Linked DNA regions of Homo sapiens: region 2 is linked to region 1. Evidence: read pairs that join two places in POLR2A ChIA-PET (ENCODE). Cell type or tissue: PC-3. All regions are shown on one strand.

Evidence for each region. Peaks named below come from ENCODE experiments on the same cell type or tissue, not always from the same donor. Only the 100,000 strongest peaks of a DNase experiment are listed, where the experiment ranks them.
Region 2: POLR2A ChIA-PET joins it to region 1 with 5 read pairs; 2 of 35 experiments call an interaction of 5 or more read pairs at or near these places.

What each region holds. Positions count from the first base shown.
Region 1 is chr6:106,204,858-106,208,857 of GRCh38, forward strand. All of the region lies in intron 6 of ATG5 (autophagy related 5), which reads right to left. Among named protein-coding and RNA genes, the nearest start is that of ATG5, 120 kb to the right of the region's middle. In PC-3, no CTCF peak of the experiment used is centred here; no DNase peak of the experiment used is centred here.
Region 2 is chr6:106,258,656-106,262,655 of GRCh38, forward strand. All of the region lies in intron 5 of ATG5 (autophagy related 5), which reads right to left. Among named protein-coding and RNA genes, the nearest start is that of ATG5, 65 kb to the right of the region's middle. In PC-3, no CTCF peak of the experiment used is centred here; no DNase peak of the experiment used is centred here; H3K27ac peaks cover 1,250 bases.

The DNA.
Region 1 (4,000 bases):
ACTAATACATTCTTCAATTTAAAAAGCCATACTTTCTCATACAAGTTGAAACCAAGAACAATATCATGCATAATCAAGTGATTAACTGTGTAAAGATAATAAGGTTGAGGAGTTCAGAGAAGAAAAGAAATGAATAGGGAACTGTAGTGATAATTTAAAATAGCCATCCCTCACTCAGGGTTTTTGATCTTCAGGCCATGAAGAAGCTTTTAATGCTTTTTAGCAAAGGAAGTAATGTTGGTGAAAGGCTTTTTCTGACGACTAATGGAAAGCAGTGCTATGTATGGTGACTTGGTTATGAACCAAAACCAGAATGACTGGTGAGAGGCTGACTGAATACAGCAAGCTTATGTGAAGACAACTGGAGCTGGTGCAGTGGAAAAGGAAGACAGCAGGACTGTACCCACAACTCAAAGAAAAAAGTCAGAAGGTACCTCCCGCAGTCCAACCTGAAAACAACAAAGTCAAAGGAATCTTTTCAAGAATTTGGAGCTCTCATTCATATCCTAATTAGTGTATGAAATGTGAGGTGGCTTTGCTATAATGAAATTACCTGGAATATTTCTAACACAAAGAAATAATAAATGCTTGAGGTGGTGAATATCCTCATTTGATCATTACACATTGCATGCTTATAGCAAAAGATTACATGTACCCCATAAATAATTGCAACTATTATGTATCCATAATAATTAAAACTAAAAGATTAAAAATTACCTGAAAAAAAATGCTAAACAGGAAAGGCCAACTAGTCTTGGTTACATATTAAAAAACAGAAATTCTTCTCTAACCTCACTATTGGAGAAATATCCTGTTATTTTTATATATCTTTTTTTTCACCCTTTCCCAAATCTGAGCAAGTATTATAAAGGTATAACCTTCAACAATCTTTTATGATGAGGTATTTGCTTACTGGGGACAAAGCCCCAGTGCTATTACATAGTGTAGCTAAACGCTGTAGAATGGTAAAAACAAGAAAATGCTCAGCAAAGTGTTGTTTCTCATTTAATGAAAATCTTATTTTAAAACACAAAAACTCAATATACCCCAACCAAAAATCTGATGAACATTTTCTGTTTAATATTTATTATACAGTACCTTTAAAAACGTAATATTCTTATTCTTAAAAATTTAGTGTGCTAGCAAATAGCAATTAAGTACCTAAGTCAATCAGGACGACAAAAAAATACTCAATTTGGGGAGTTAGTTACTTCTATCATCTGAATGCGTCCCTCCAAAATTCATGCTGAAACCTATTCCTCATCATGGCAGTATTAAGAGGTGAAGCCTTTGAGAGGTAATTAGGTCATGAGGGCAGAGTCCTCAAGAATGGGATCAATGCTCTTATAAAAGAGGCCCCAGGGAGCTTGTAAGGCTTTTGCCCCTTCTGCCATGTTGGGGGGGTGGGGGTGGGGGCGCAGCAACCAGTGCTAACTCTGAAGCAGAGAGCAGCCCTCACCAGAAACCGAATCTGTTGAAGCCTTGATCTCTGACTTCCCAGCCTCCAGAACTGTGAGAAATAATTTTCTGTTGTTTATAAATTACCCAGTCTAGGCTGGGCGTGGTGGATCACCTGAGGTCAGGAGTTCAAGACCAGCCTGGCCAATATGGTGAAACCCCATCTCTACTAAAAATACAGAAAATTAGCTGGGCATAGTTGTGGGCGCCTGTAATCCCAGCTACTCAGGAGGCTGAGGCAGGAGAATCACTTGAACCCAGAAGGCAGAGGTTGCAGTGAATCAAGATCATGCCATTGAACTCCAGCCTGGGCAACAAGAGGGAAACTGTCTCAAAAAAAAAAAAAAAAAGTACACACTCTAACATATTTTGGTATAGCAGCCCAAATGGAATGGACTAAGACAATTACCCTTAAAATAAAAGCTCCCATAGAGAGATCATGCATTCAAGTACAGAGGTTCTTAAGGGCAATGGGAATGGAGGACATATTCCTGCAAACTTTTCAACAGCTCTCATTAGCCCGATGTTAGAGCTCTGCAAAGAAGACTAAATTATACTGAGAAATATTTTTAAATCTCCACAAATAGGAATGCTGTAAACGTTGATTTAGTATATATAAAATTAGACAAGACTAACAATATCCAATGCAATCTAAATCTTAGGTTGACAGACAAGAAAGCCACTGCAAACAGGAATATACCACAATACCTGATCTTGCCACATATTTGTAAATATGCAAAGTATTTCAATAACTTCCAAGAAACAGTATTACTCTCATGAGAAATAACATGATGTAAGTCACCTTTGAAACTGTCCTTGTTACTTTTTCAAATGTATGTTAGTCATTTCTTAACACCAAATGAAATGAAAAACTGAGGTGGTAATGGCTGGCTGCTCCCATCTCTCCTCTACTCATGTGCCTTCACCAATACAGCAATCATTTTTTCTTATATGGGAAATTTACAGTGTTGATATAGCTCAGAGATATATTGAAGAAAAGCAGAAAAACGAAACTTATAAACATTTTAGGAAACCTTATGTATTTTCTTAAATAGTTCAAGTGTAAAACTTAGAATTCTTATAAATAATGTGTGTTACAGCTATATTGTAAATGGTGGCTCATGCCTGTAATCCCAGCACTTCAGGAGACCGAGGTGGGAGGAGAGCTTGAGCCCATGAGTTTGAGACTCACCCGGGCAACACAGAGAGACCTCATCTCTTAAAAAAAAAAGAAAGAAAGAAAGAAATGAAATGCAAAGAAAAAGTCTCTATTTCAAATGTAGCCAGTAGAGCCAATAGGTTAACCAATATTAACATTAACGTTGATAAAACAAGAAATGATGATTTACTATAAGCTGAAAATCAGACAATGTATGGACTTTAAGAGTAACAGGCACGATCATCACAAACTTAAATCAGGTTTGAGTCCTATGAGTTATATACAGTTACATGATGCAACAAAAGATGCCAGCCAGTTGTTAAAGAGTATTAGATTCGGCTGGGGGTGGTGGCTCATGCCTGTAATTCCAGCACTTTGGGAGGCCGAGGAGGGAGGATCACGAGGTCGGGAGTCCGAGACCAGCCTGGCCAATATAGTGAAACCTGATCTCTACTAAAAATACAAAAACTAGTCAGGCATGGTGGCACGTGCCTGTAATCCCAGCTACTCGGGAGGCTGAGGCAGGAGAATTGCTTGAACCCAGGGGGCGGAGGTTGCAGTGAGCCGAAATCGCGCCACTGCACTCTAGCCTGGGCAACAGAGCAAGACTCTGTCTCAAAAAAGAGTATTAGATTCAAGTCCTGTTTCTGTCATTTATTATGGAACCATGGACACAACTACCTATCTTTCCTGAACCTCAGTTTTTTCAACTGCAAAACAGGAATATATACATATGTGTATATATACATCTGTGTAAACACATATGTGTATATATACATCTGTGTAAACACATATGTATATGTATAAATGGAGATAATACCTACATTATAGTTTCTGAGATAATAAAATGCACAACACAATTCTGACACATAACAATTTGTAACTTAAAACATACCATCACCAGGGCCACTAGTTTTAGAACACTGTAATGCATAGTCTAATTTAATACTATGCAAACTGTGTTCACTCAAGGTTTTATTTCCTTTTAATTTCATTCATTTACTCTTCAGTTGTTTGTAAGCTAAAAAGTCCAGAATCATGAAATTCAGAAGTTTACGTTTTAATGTTTTTCTATATGGCAAGGAAAAAAAAAAGGGCAAAGTCATTTTAACACTACTTTCAAAATCAGCCTAGAACTTAACACTAAAGGCATGACCCATAAAAGGGAATACTAATAAATAGACTTAATTAAAATTAAACAACAACAACAACAGCTAAGCTTTTGTTCTGCAAAAGATCCTGTGAAGAGAATGAAAACATAAGCCGCAGGCTGGGAGAAAATATTTGCAAACCATATTTCCGAGAAAGGTCTTGTGTCTATAATATATAAGAACTCCCAAAATTCAACAGTTTTTAAAAAAAGCAAATAATCCAATTAGAAAA
Region 2 (4,000 bases), 54 kb after region 1:
GGGTGATACCATGACACAGAAGATTTTTAGTTACATTTCTATAAATAAAACAGCTTGTTTGCTAACATTCAATGTTCAGCCAATTCAGGATAACTTATGACTGAGATCTGGGAAACTATTAATGAATGGCATGTTCATATTATCAAAAATTCCAGGGTTCTATGCTTCAAAAATTATGGTAACATCTGGTATAGTAATTCAACAAATCTCATCTCCTGTAGTATTTAGAGATGACAGAACAGCACAGCTAGCAGTAGCTGCTACTACAGAAATAAATATTACTTGTTTCAACATGTTCATTAAGCCATAATTCTTCAATGAGTACATGAAGAAAGGCATTGTGATAATCAATTGAAAATATTACTCAGTAACTATTCTTTAAAAGAAGACAAGGACAATAATGAGTGAAACTGAAAAATCTCATCTTAGTTCAACTTTTAGCTACTGGACTGTTCAAGAAGTATTTTCCTCAAAACTGTTATATAACAACTAATTCACTGCAAAACAAGTTGGCTGAAAATTATATATATTTCTCAAAACATATGGCCCACCCAGAATTTTACAAATTATACTTTATTACCTATAATTGGCTTATTGTGGACTAAATATTATTGTTTTAAATGTATCCCATAACTTTTAGGGATACGTGATATACATAGTGTATCCTGTTAGGTCCAAAACTTCAATCAGGATTTCCAGGAATCCTAACAGTAAAAATAAGAATAAAGTTATTAAAATTTGAAATTATCCTCCCAGTGTTTCTCAAATTTTTTCATTTACAGCTCAGATATCTGAATTGCATTACTCTACTGAGTACTAACACCTGAAAATAAATAATGCTAAAAATACTGGTGAGAATGAGCTGTATTATAATTGTAAAGCATTTCCCCTTTCAACAAGTCCATGAAGTTGTTTTCCTTCTCTTCTCACTTCCTATATTTCCCTTCATCACCTTGTCTCTTCTGCTCCTTTCTTACATTCTAGGTAGACAAATATTAATCCTTTTTCATCTTTCAAAAAATATGTAAAAGAGTTATAGAGTTTTTTAAATCTTACATAAAAATAATGACTTTTAAATACATGAAAAGTACATGCAGGTTAAAATACCTGTGGGACAAAATCTAAGCATTAACAAAAACAAGAAGATAGTTTAAGAAAAAATAGTTGCAAAAGCACTATTCACGGTAGCAAAGAGTTGGAACCCAAATGTCTATCAATGATAGACTGGATTAAGACAATGTGGCACATATAAACCATGGAATACTATGCAGCCATAAAAAGGATGTGTTCATGTCCTTTGCAGGGACATGGATGAAGCTGGAAACCATCATTCTCAGCAAACTATCACAAGCACAGAAAACCAGACACTGCATGTTCTCACTCATAGGGGGGAACTGAAAAATCAGACACTTGGACACAGGGCAGGGAACATCACACACTGAGGCCTGTCGGTGGGTGGGGGCCTGGGGGAAGGGATAGCATTAGGAGAAATATCCAATGTAAATGACAAGTTTATGGGTGCAGCAAACCAACATGGCACATGTATACTTATGTAACAAACCTGCACGTTGTGCACATGTACCCTAGAACTTAAAGTATAATTTTTTAAAAAAGAAAAAATAGCCACAAAATCTTGACATTCTGAGTGTGGCTTGGAATTTGAAATTTAACTACAATTAGAATTATGAAAATTAACTCCAATTTGAAATGCTGTTTGGGATACTTTTATATCCTTCTAACGGGAAAGAGAGAAATACACTAAATGTAAAAGAGCTCCAGGAACTTAAGCATAGTCTGGATACTAAAGGGATACTGTGCGAAGAAATGCTTCTTAAGTAGAAAAGCACTTTGAAGACGATAATCAGGACTAAACATGCTTTATTTTAGATGAACAAACGTGTTCATTTTACCCCTCTTTTTCATAAGTTGCTTATTTTTTCCAGTGTTTGGGTAAAAACCTTGCAATTCTCTGAATGCTAATTAAAATACCAGTGGCACAGATAGTTTTAGTCTTAAATGTGATTTTCACATAAAAGGATTCTGAACGTTACATAGCTTCTAAAGTAGTAAAAGAGAAACAGTATCCAATGAGTAACAAGAAACTAGCACTGCAACAGAACTGCACTGACTTTCTTGATTCAGGAGATGACATTATTAATATACAGAATTTTAACAGCCAGAATTCATCACTATAGCCACTAATCAGAACTGGTCTATACAGGCCAAGTTCAAGAACATAAAATGTCACAGGGGTCAGGTGTGGGGGCTTGACATTCTCAATACAAATGATTTCTAGGCTTTTGTTTAAAAGCATGTGACACCTGGAAATGCGTAATACATGAACCAGCATTAACTACTGATTGTTGAGTTAAAATGTGTATCTAGCCATCCATACCCTAGAAAGGTAATAAAGGAATGGAACAGAGACTAGGCAAGTTTAAATTAGAGTTAAAGAGTGGGAAAGAAGAGTTGTTAAAATATGCAGAGATAGATCAAGTGAGCTAGAGCTGAAAGGAAAATACACAGAACACACATTATTTCAAAAAATGTAAGCAGAATGTCTTACTGCAACGACAGCATACTATTGATTCATTTGTCATTTAGTAGTCACCTCAGAAAAAGTAAATAATCACCATCATCCAGAAACAGTTATGGTTAAGTTTGCAATGAGAAGTTTACATAGTTCACCAGGCAAAACAGTTCACACCTACAATCCCAGCTAAATCCCTTTGTTTAAAAAAGAATATAGTTACACATGCAGCCAAATAAGTCATTATGACAACAGGACATACTAGTTCTCAAGGGAAGAATTGCTGGAATAGATGAGAAACTTCATAAATGGGTTAGCCCACACTGTGAACTTTGAAACATATCTGGCACAGCTGTTGTGATGGCAGTGATAATTCACGTGAAGTACCCAGAACAGAACTTGGAATGAGTTAAAATGCACTCAACAAGTGGTCACTGCTACTTTAAATGAGAAGCAGTTTTACCTATTAACTCCACATCATTTCCCTCTAGAGTAGTGGTTCTCCTAAGAGTATGGTGGTAATTAGGGTGATAATGGTAGAGATGAAAAGTCAATAAATAGGGGTTTATTTTGGAGGTAGTATTGACAGAGCCTATTGTTAGGCTGGATGTAGAAGTTGGGTTGAAAAAAATGAAACAATTATTACCGGGGGAGCGGGCAGTGTGCTACTGGCATCTAGTCTGTAGAGGCCAGAAGTGCTGCTAAAGATTACACAATGCACAGGACAGCCCCAACCCTCACAGCCACATCAAAGAATTATCCAGTCCAAAAAAGTCAACAGTGCAGAGGTTGGGAAACCCTGCTCCACAGGAGTGGTTCCCAAACTTTAGTGAGTCAAAACCTTCTGGAAGACTTGCTGAAACAGGCTGCTGGGACTTACCCAGAGTTTCTGATTCAGCTGATCTAGGGCAGAGTCTCGCTCTGTCACCCAGGCTGGAGTGCAGTGGCACCATCTCGACTCACTTCAACCTCCGCCTCCCAGGTTCAAGTGATTCTCCTGCCTCAGCCTCCTGAGTAGCTCGGATTAGAGGCGTGTGCCATGCCTAATTTTTATATTTTTAGTAGAGATGGGGTTTCACCACGTTGGTCAGGCTGGTCTTGAACTCCTGACCTTGTGATCCACTCACCTCGGCCTCCCAAAGTGCTGGGATTACAGGCATGAGCCACTGCACCCGGCCGGTCTAGGGTATATTTCTAATCAGTTCCCAAGTAACACTAATGCTTTTGGCACACTTTGGGAAACACTGATCTACAGAAAGGTGGTAAGAAGCTAACAGACAAAACAAAAAAGGATTAGAAAAGTAAGTACATCTAAAGTTTTCCATTCTCTTAAAGAAAATCATAAAGTTCTTAAAAAGTTTTCCATTCTCGAGTTGATAAGATGGCTGAATAGGAAAAGTTCCGGTCTGCAGCTCCCAGCGAGACAAACACAGAAGGCGGCAGGTGATTTCTGCATTTCCAACTGAGGTA